Regions from separate parts of the Homo sapiens genome. Here region 1 is linked to region 2. A link is an interaction called in ENCODE POLR2A ChIA-PET data of the cell type or tissue named here. Cell type or tissue: B cell. All regions are shown on one strand. Links, peaks and the distances in the headings refer to the core of each region. The heading gives the core; the rest is flanking DNA.

What was found. Peaks named below come from ENCODE experiments on the same cell type or tissue, not always from the same donor. Only the 100,000 strongest peaks of a DNase experiment are listed, where the experiment ranks them.
Region 1: POLR2A ChIA-PET joins it to region 2 with 5 read pairs; 10 of 35 experiments call an interaction of 5 or more read pairs at or near these places.

Annotation. Positions count from the first base shown.
Region 1 is chr17:46,059,733-46,064,126 of GRCh38, forward strand. The region is part of intron 6 of KANSL1 (KAT8 regulatory NSL complex subunit 1); the gene reads right to left. Among named protein-coding and RNA genes, the nearest start is that of STH, 63 kb to the left of the region's middle. In B cell, for the core only: a CTCF peak has its summit at 1,913; a DNase peak (open chromatin) is centred at 1,949.
Region 2 is chr17:46,144,683-46,149,076 of GRCh38, forward strand. The region is part of intron 2 of KANSL1 (KAT8 regulatory NSL complex subunit 1); the gene reads right to left. Among named protein-coding and RNA genes, the nearest start is that of KANSL1, 47 kb to the right of the region's middle. RefSeq lists an enhancer at 3,925-4,394. In B cell, for the core only: no CTCF peak of the experiment used is centred there; a DNase peak (open chromatin) is centred at 2,244; H3K27ac peaks cover 3,200 bases.

The DNA.
Region 1 (4,394 bases), core at 111-4,110, 85 kb before region 2:
GAGACAGAGTCTAGCTCTGCTGCCCAGACTGGAGTGCAGTAGCTTGATCTTGACTCACTGCAACCTCTGCCTCCCAGCTTCAAACCATTCACCTGCCTCAGCCACCTGTGTAGCTGCCACCACAGCTGGCTTTTTTATTTTTGAGATGAAGAGATTGCACCACTGCACTCCAGCCTGGCGACAGAGCGAGACTCCATCTTGGGGGAGGGGAGGGGGACAAAAAACAAACAACAACAACAAAAAATCAGCCTGTGCAACACAGTGAGACCTGCATCTCAATAAAATAATGAGATAAAATACTTGATACACGAAGAAATTCCCACGTTCCCTTAATTAATACTGCAATGCTATCAATTCTCTTTGAAGGAATTCCCAAGAAATACTCAATTTAATACTTATGAAGGAATTAATACCAAAGTAAAACTCTATTCACCATTTTCTGTTAATCATAGCATATTCGTCCAAAACACTAAAAGAATTCTTTTGGCTCAAGGACAGGTTATAATCATTTGCTTTTGCTTTGCATTTGATATTCGTTATCTAACTCATCCACTGTTAACATGTGGAAAGATTTTCAAAGGTTTGGCAACTCTATCACAATCAAGCATATCCCACAACTGGCTCTTGAAGATCCATCAGAGTGAAGAAACAAAACGTGTAAGCTTCTATTTTATCTCAGTCTTTCAAAATTTATTTTGTATGTGTTTTATAATGTATATATAAAACACCGTCATAACAGTTTAGAGGTAACTGTTCCAAGCACAGAGTGATTTCTGAGTATTCTTTTAGTAGCTTTATGTCCTAAGGTACAATTTTCTACATGGCATGCTTGCTCCTTTCCAAATGTCTAACTAGTATGAAAAAGTTGGTTGGGCCTCCAAGGTCTATTGCACTCTGTCAAGGAAGAACGTATCAAATTATTAACTTTTAATACTGACTCATATTCTAGTTCATTAGTCCTCAACCATGGTGTCATGAAACTGGATTTAAATAGGTGGAATCAAAACTAGGAGGCCTAGAATCATATATTAACACCTTTATTTACCCTGATGTCTACAGGAAACCTGGTCATAGCCATGAGAGAATGCCCTGTACAAAAATGTCACTCTTCAAGTGTGATACAATGGGAAGAAGAGGAGGACTACTCGGAATTCTATGGAAGCCAGCTTTAAAATTTGGCCCAGAGCAATCCCCCCTATGACAACAAGGACTACAAAATTCTAAAATGATGCCAGTACACTGCCAATTTGTTAGGAAATTGCTACTTTTTAAAAAATTGAAAGAAATGCTATTAAGGGCAATAAAAATTTCAAGGGTATGTTAGTAATAAATGTAGCCATTACCTATTCTACTGGTTATTAGTACAAAAAAACCCAGCCTTTTCAACCATTCATTTCCAAACACTGATGGTTTCCACTGCCAGACTATACACAAGTTTCTAATGGTCCACAGTAAATTGAGAATGAGAACAATGCAGTAAATTATTAATAAAACTACATTCTTTTCTTTTTTAAAAAAATACTATTTGTCTTATGGTTTAATTATAAACATAATTTTACTTAAAAAATAAAAAGCAACCTTATTTGAAAATTGGCTGGTACCAATTTTATTTTAATAACTTTATTGATCTGAAATCTTAGTACGTTTAGGTTAAGTTATAAACACCTACTTCACTTAGGCACTGGGCCAGGAAAAGAACATAATGGCATATAAGAACTTTCCACTGGAGTGCTTCTTCATTCACTTAGATAATTACTAACATCCACCATACTAGACCCCTAAAGTGATGAAACACACAATAAATAGCAATATAGGCTATTCAGTAATTACAACTAGTAATTCCGTCATTTTATAATAAAATTATGATTTAGGAAGTACTCCATGTTCTCCATGAGCCTTACTCTGATATTCACTTACCACACCCTAGTGGTTATTCCTTAGATTACATTTAAAATATTCCACATTCAGAGTTGTAGAGGCCTTAGACTATTATCTCCTCCAGGATTACTACTGTTAGTCTGTCTTTCCACCTCCAGTCTCTTGTGCCAATCCATCCCAAACATAATAGTTACAGATTGGCCGGGCGCGGTGGCTCACGCCTGTAATCCCAGCACTTTGGGAGGCCAAGGCGGATGGATCAGCTGAAGTCAGGAGTTCGAGACCAGCCTGGCCAACATGGTGAAACCTTGTCTCTACTAAAAATACAAATATTAGCCAGGCGTCGTCGTGGGTGCCTGTGATCCCAGCTACTCAGGAGGCTGAGGCAGGAAAATTGCTTGAACCCGGGAGGCGGAGGCTGCAGTGAGCTGAGATTGTGCCATTGCACTCCAGCCTGGGTGACAGATCAAGACTCCGACTCAAAAAAAAAAAAAAAAAACAAACAAACAAAAAAAAAAAAAAAACATGTTACAGCAGATTTACCTCCCCCAAAATAGCTTACAACACTTCTCTGCTCAAAAATTTAAAACTTATAGACTGAAACCCAAATCATCAGTTTGGGCATTCAAGGCTTCCTATTTATTTACTGATAGATCTCATTTCTCTTTATTCCCAACGAGTTTAACTTACTGAACACTTTGTTTTAGTCATTGATTTTAAGAAGTACAAGTGATATAACAACAGCTTTTTTTTTTTTTTTTTTTTTTTAGATGGACTCTCACTCTCTCACCAGGCTGGAGTGCTGTGGCGAGATCTCAGCTCACTGCAACCTCTGACTTCTTGGTTCAAGCGATTCTCCTGCCCCAGCCTCTCGAGTAGCTGGGATTACAGGCACGTGCCACCACGCCCAGCTAATTTTTGTATTTTTAGTAGAGATGGGGTTTCATCATGTTGGCCAGGGTGGTCTTGATCTCCTGACCTCATGATCTGCCCCACCTTGGCCTCCCAAAGTGCTGGGATTACAGGCATGAGCCACTGTGCCTGGCCAGCCTTTTTAAGGGCAAAAGAGTTACTGCACTAAACGTGCATCTCAATTTTAAGATATATTCCAGCCATAATTCAACTAAGCTGATAGCCCTTTAAAAACACAGTAATTGGGCTGGGTGTGGTGGCTCACGCCTGTAATCCCAGCACTTTGGGAGGCCGAGGCGGGTGGATCACTTGAGGTCAGGAGTTCGAGACCAGTCTGGCCAACACGGTGAAACCTCATCTCTACTAAAAATACAAAAAATAGCTGGGCGTGGTGGCGTATGCCTGTAACCCCAGCTACTCGGGAGAATGAGGCAGGAGAATCGCTTGAACCCGGGAGGAGGAGGTTGCAGTGAGCCGAGATCGCACCATTGCACTCCAGCCTGAGCAACAGAGCAAGACTCCATCTCAAAGAAAAAACAAAACAAAACAAAACCTCAATGAGTTCCCTCAAGTATGTTTTATTTGGTTCTGGAATGCAGTAGAGATCATTTAAGATGCAGGTAAGGAAAAAATATTAATCACTTGCTTTGTGTGTTCTGTACTCTGTACTCACAATAACTGTGAACTCACTGTCATGTAACAATATTAGAACATAATTTACCTGTTAACTTCTTTGCTGTCATTAGAAAGTAAGCTCCATGAAGATAAGGGCTTTGTTTTCCTTACCAATGCAACCTGGCTGCCCTGAATAATACGGTGGGCATTCAAAAATGCTGTTGAATAAATCTGTCTGGAAAACCGAGCAATTCAAGATGACAGAAGACAAGATGCTTGCTCATCAGCAAATACCACTGAGGTCATGTCATGAGTGAGGAGCCATGTGAGACACAGAAAGCAACCTAGACAGAAGGAATGGGGTGTGTCTCTAACTCTGGAAGAACTCCAGCTTTCTGCTAGATCTAGTACATGGTATATTTCCCAAAGTCAACTAATTTCTCTGTCTTATTTTTCATGCAGCTTACTTTTGTGTCAGGATGATTCTGTTTTAGAAAGTGGCATTGGAACAAAAGGATATTTAGTTTTATGCCTATCTCTTGCCTAAGCTACCTTTTATAATTTTATATGTACATTCAAAACTACATTCGTTCTTAGGCATGGATCAGAAGAAGGTTGGCTACTTCACATATTAAAAAACAAAATCCAGGAGGCCACCACATACTTCAGAAAATTTTTATACGACTCCTGATGTCATGCCATAGTGGCTGGTAAACTGCCAAAACAGAGGAAGGGTGCTTTATTTTCATGAGGTGGCGGTTTTTTTTTTTTTTTTAAAATGTAAAAGCATTCTGTGTTAAATTCATCAAGGAATTGACAAAAAGCTATTTTCCTACACTTGACAGTAATATACTGTTTTCTGACATTCCTGTTATCAACTCCTCTGAAAATCTTTTAGAGATATACGACTATTAGTAAAAAAAAAAAAAAAAAACAAAAAAAAACTGAGACTGAAATGTCAATATGAAAACCCTGCCAAATACCTTATT
Region 2 (4,394 bases), core at 89-4,088:
AAAAAAATCTGAAAAATGTAATGGGATTAAGATCCTTTAGAATAGGCTAGTAGTGATGATTTTGCTTTTTCAGTCCCCTCCTCACAAACAAATGATGATGACACTGCCCTTAGCTTTCTATGTGCAAAGACAGTATTAACCTTCCCAGGCCAAACTTACGACTACACCTTTTCCACACGAAATGCAAGGCATTTCTAACTCCCCAGATTACCTCACATTCGTTGGATGCCACACAATAGATTATAAAGTATCAAGATATATATTAATTTTTAAAAGTTCACCAGGAGTTGGATATTCTAAACTGGGTTTCTGATTCTTAACAGTGAGAATGAAGTCAAGCTCCTTATTTGGTGGTTAGAGGAGAGGATTTGGCCAGAAATAATTCTTTTAGGATTGACAGACAAGTACTACTTAAGTTCTATCATCTCATCCAAAAACTTGCTTCTTATATTCTGCTTTTAACCCGATCTACACAATGAAAAGCCACGGAGACTAGTTTTGCATGAAAGCAAAGGACTTTTCTAATATGACTTCAGAGCATGCCATGCTTTAAAGTCCATGTTCAACCACTTACTATCATTTTCCAACTCACTCTCTATGGGCCCATCCCATATTTCAACTACAGGTATACCTCCTGGCCCTTTCTATTTCATAAGCTTCTTTGGAAGACAAATCTACTGATTTATGCAATAAACTTTCTACCTCTACTTAACCAATTTGATAATTTAATAGCTGGAGATAATTCTAAATTCCCCAAACCTTAATCAAGAATTTTGGAAAAAAAGAGCTATCTAGAACAGTTATCTTCCTGAAAACACTGTTGTGCTAAACTGAAACACAGCCTTTTCTCAAGAGCTAAGCAGCTACTTGGGTCTACATTTTAATGCACTAAATAATTTTATAAGATCATGTTTGAAACCAAAAAACCCAAAAAGGATTGTCAAGCTAGGTCAGCTTACAAAACCCCTTCTGTTATGAACTAGGAAATCAAACAACAAAACATAAGCTCTAGGAAATGAGCATGGAGGTGCTCCATCCATACTAGCTTTTCCTTGTTTTTTTCTTGAGAGGAGTGACTCTCTGTCACCCAGGCTGGAGTGTAGTGATGCAATCCTGGTTCACTCCAACCTCCACCTCCTGAGTTCAAGGGATTCTCCTGCCTCAGCCTCCCGAGTAGCTGGGATTACAGGCGTCGACCATGACACTCAGCTATTTTTTGTATTTTTAGTAGAGACAGGGTTTCACCATGTTGGCTAGGCTGGTCTCAAATTCCTGACCTCAAGTGATCCTCCCACCTTGGCCCCCTCAAAGTGCTGGGATTACAGGTGTGAGCCACCGTGCCAGCCCATACTAGCTTTTCTGAAGCCTCTTTACTCATTCTTTTGTTCTCTACTCTAGCAGCTAAAGACATCTCCTAAAGAAACAACTAGTGTGCCTCCATACAACCCCTCAGTAAGCACTCAGTATTGAGACTAAACTGTGAAAAGCACTAAAATAAATGCATCATTCATCTATGACCTTCTGAGAATACCACCACCTCATATTTGAATAGACGTCTAGTTTTCATGAGAACTTTCACGCACTCATTTGATCCTCTTTAAAAACCACAGGAAACAGGGCAAGCCATCTTATCAGCTCTATTTACAGAGAGGGAAATCAATTTGAAAAGGTTACATAGCTTAATCAAGGTCACAAAGTGACTGACTGGCCAAGCTGGTACTCAGTCTTATGATAGTCCAGGGCTCTTTCCTCTACACTGATCCTAAATTGAAAAAAAAAATTTTTTTTGGACTGCTCCTGCAAGGTAGGGCTACCCCATAGGCAGAGAGTAGCTGAAAAATTCTGTATGTGTCTATCACAAGAAGTTGAGGCCGGGCGCGGTGGCTCACGCCTGTAATCCCAGCACTTTGGGAGGCCGAAGCCGGCGGATCACGAGGTCAGGAGATCGAGACCATCCCAGCTAAAACGGTGAAACCCCGTCTCTACTAAAAATACAAAAAATTAGCCGGGCGTAGTGGCGGGCGCCTGTAGTCCCAGCTACTTGGGAGGCTGAGGCAGGAGAATGGCGTGAACCCGGGAGGCGGAGCTTGCAGTGAGCCGAGATCCCGCCACTGCACTCCAGCCTGGGCGACAGAGCGAGACTCCGTCTCAAAAAAAAAAAAAAAAAAAAAAAAAGAAGTTGACAGGCCTAAAAGGTTTCACATTTAGATGTTTCTTTTTTTGGAAAAGGTGAAGATCTGGCTGGGCACAGTGGTGCACATCCTTAGGTAGTTCCAGCTACACAGGAGGCTGAGGCAGAAGAACTGCTTGAGCCCAGCCTGAGCAACACAGTGAGACTCCATCACTAAAAATAAGTAAATAAATAAATCACATAAAAAATAAAAAATTTTAAAAGGGGGTAAAGAGCCAATGAATTGACTAAGAAATGTGTTGTTTCAAATCAGAATGACCTTGAAAAGCCATAGTACTTGCATGCAAAAATATGATCCGATTTAAAAAGTCAATATGCTTAAAATACAACAGAAAAATCAACCAATATATGTATTTCGTATTACTGGTTTAAAATTTCTGAATATGCTGTAAAGAGAAGGAGGTGAAAAACGTCAACCAGACTGGGGTGGTGGCTCATGCCTGTAAACCCAGCACTTTGGAAGGCCAAGGTGGGTGGATCACTTGAGTTCAGGAGTTCACGACCAGTGTGGGCAAGGTGGCAAGATCCTGTCTCTACAAAAAATACAAAAATTAGCCAGATGTGGTAGCATGCGCCTGTAGTGCCAGCTACTCGGGAGGCTGAGATAGAAGAATTGCTTGAGACTAGGAGGCAGAGGGTGTAGTGGGCAGAGATCATACCACTAACCCCTCCAGCCTGGGTGACAGAGTGAGACTCTTTAAAAAAAAAAAAAAAAAAAAAAAAGAGAGCGAGAGAGAAAGAGGCAGAGAGAGAGAGAAAGATCTCAACTGATAAGATACTACATAATCACATTATCTCTTGCTTGACCAACTTAACAAATATTTCAAAATGTTTATAAAAATCAAAATGGGTCAGCATTGGAAGAAGTTGTAAGTAAAATTCAGGTGTTCTCCACATGAGGCAACTGCTGTTAATAGAAGACTATATGACGGTATTTTCTCGAAGTTTGGTACAAAGATCAAAAATAGAATCACAGGCAAAACCCTTGAAAGGCTTAGGAATCTGAATTTTTAAGTACTAGGTTGTTGATGAATATAAAATTTAAAGATGTGTATTTAGGGTAGAAATAACCTTGACCTTGGTAGCTGTGGAACTTGTGTGGTTACTCGTTCTGGGCCCTGGTTTTCCCAATGGTAAAACAGAGGAGGTAGGGACACAAACGTCCTACTTCATAGAAAAGTTATAAGACTTTAAAGGCGATGGTTTATAAAAAGTAATTAGCACACAGTTTTGACACACACTAAATAATAATTAGCTACTATGGTGGAAATTTTATTTCTATTTAACACTTCTGACATTAGCAAATAGTGTACCAAACAGACATGCTTTTTACATAGTTACATGATTCTTCTCAACAACCGCTCCCCCGAAAGAAAGCAGTTTTTAAGAGGGTCACTCTCATGATTTGAAGAGAACTGGGAGAGGAGGAACATAAATCAGTTCTGTCACATTTTAAGGATTAGAATTTAAACATTAAAAACAATTTTAATATGTTCACATATATAACTATCACCTGGTTGGACCATGACAAAAACCCACCCCTAACCATAAACAAGGGTAACCTATCATTTATCAAAAACAGGAAACGTTCCTATCTCTCAAGATCAGCGCTCTGAACTAATTATTTAACATAAGGTCATTTTTACGAGTTCACATGCTGAATGGCTTACAATTAAAAGCCTCTTCTAACCCAAATCACCATCCTCCTTCACTTACCTTTTTTTTTTTTTGAGATGGGAGTCTCCCTCTGTCGCCCAGGCTGAAGTATAGTGGCACAATCTCAGATCACTGCAACCTCTACCTCCTGGGTTCAATTGATTCTCCTGCCTCAGCCTCCTGAACAGCTGGGTACAAGCACCCACCATGCCTTGCTAATTTTTTTTTGTATTTTTAGTAGCGACAGGGTTTAACCATGTTGGCCAGGCTGGTCTGGAACGCCTGATCTCAAGTAATCTGCCCACCTCGGTTTCCCAAAGTGCTGGGATTACAAGCATGAACCACCGTACCTGGCCTGTTGCTTACACTTAAAAAAAAAAAAAAAAATTCCTCCCCTCTCCCTAGACTCCTAACCTAATCAAGTTACCAAATTCAAAAAATTATTTTATCTCACCCATTCTTGCCTCTTTTTTTCTTTTTTTTTTTTTTTTGAGACGGAGTCTCGCTCTATCGCCCAGGCTGGAGTGCAGTGGCATGATCTTGGCTC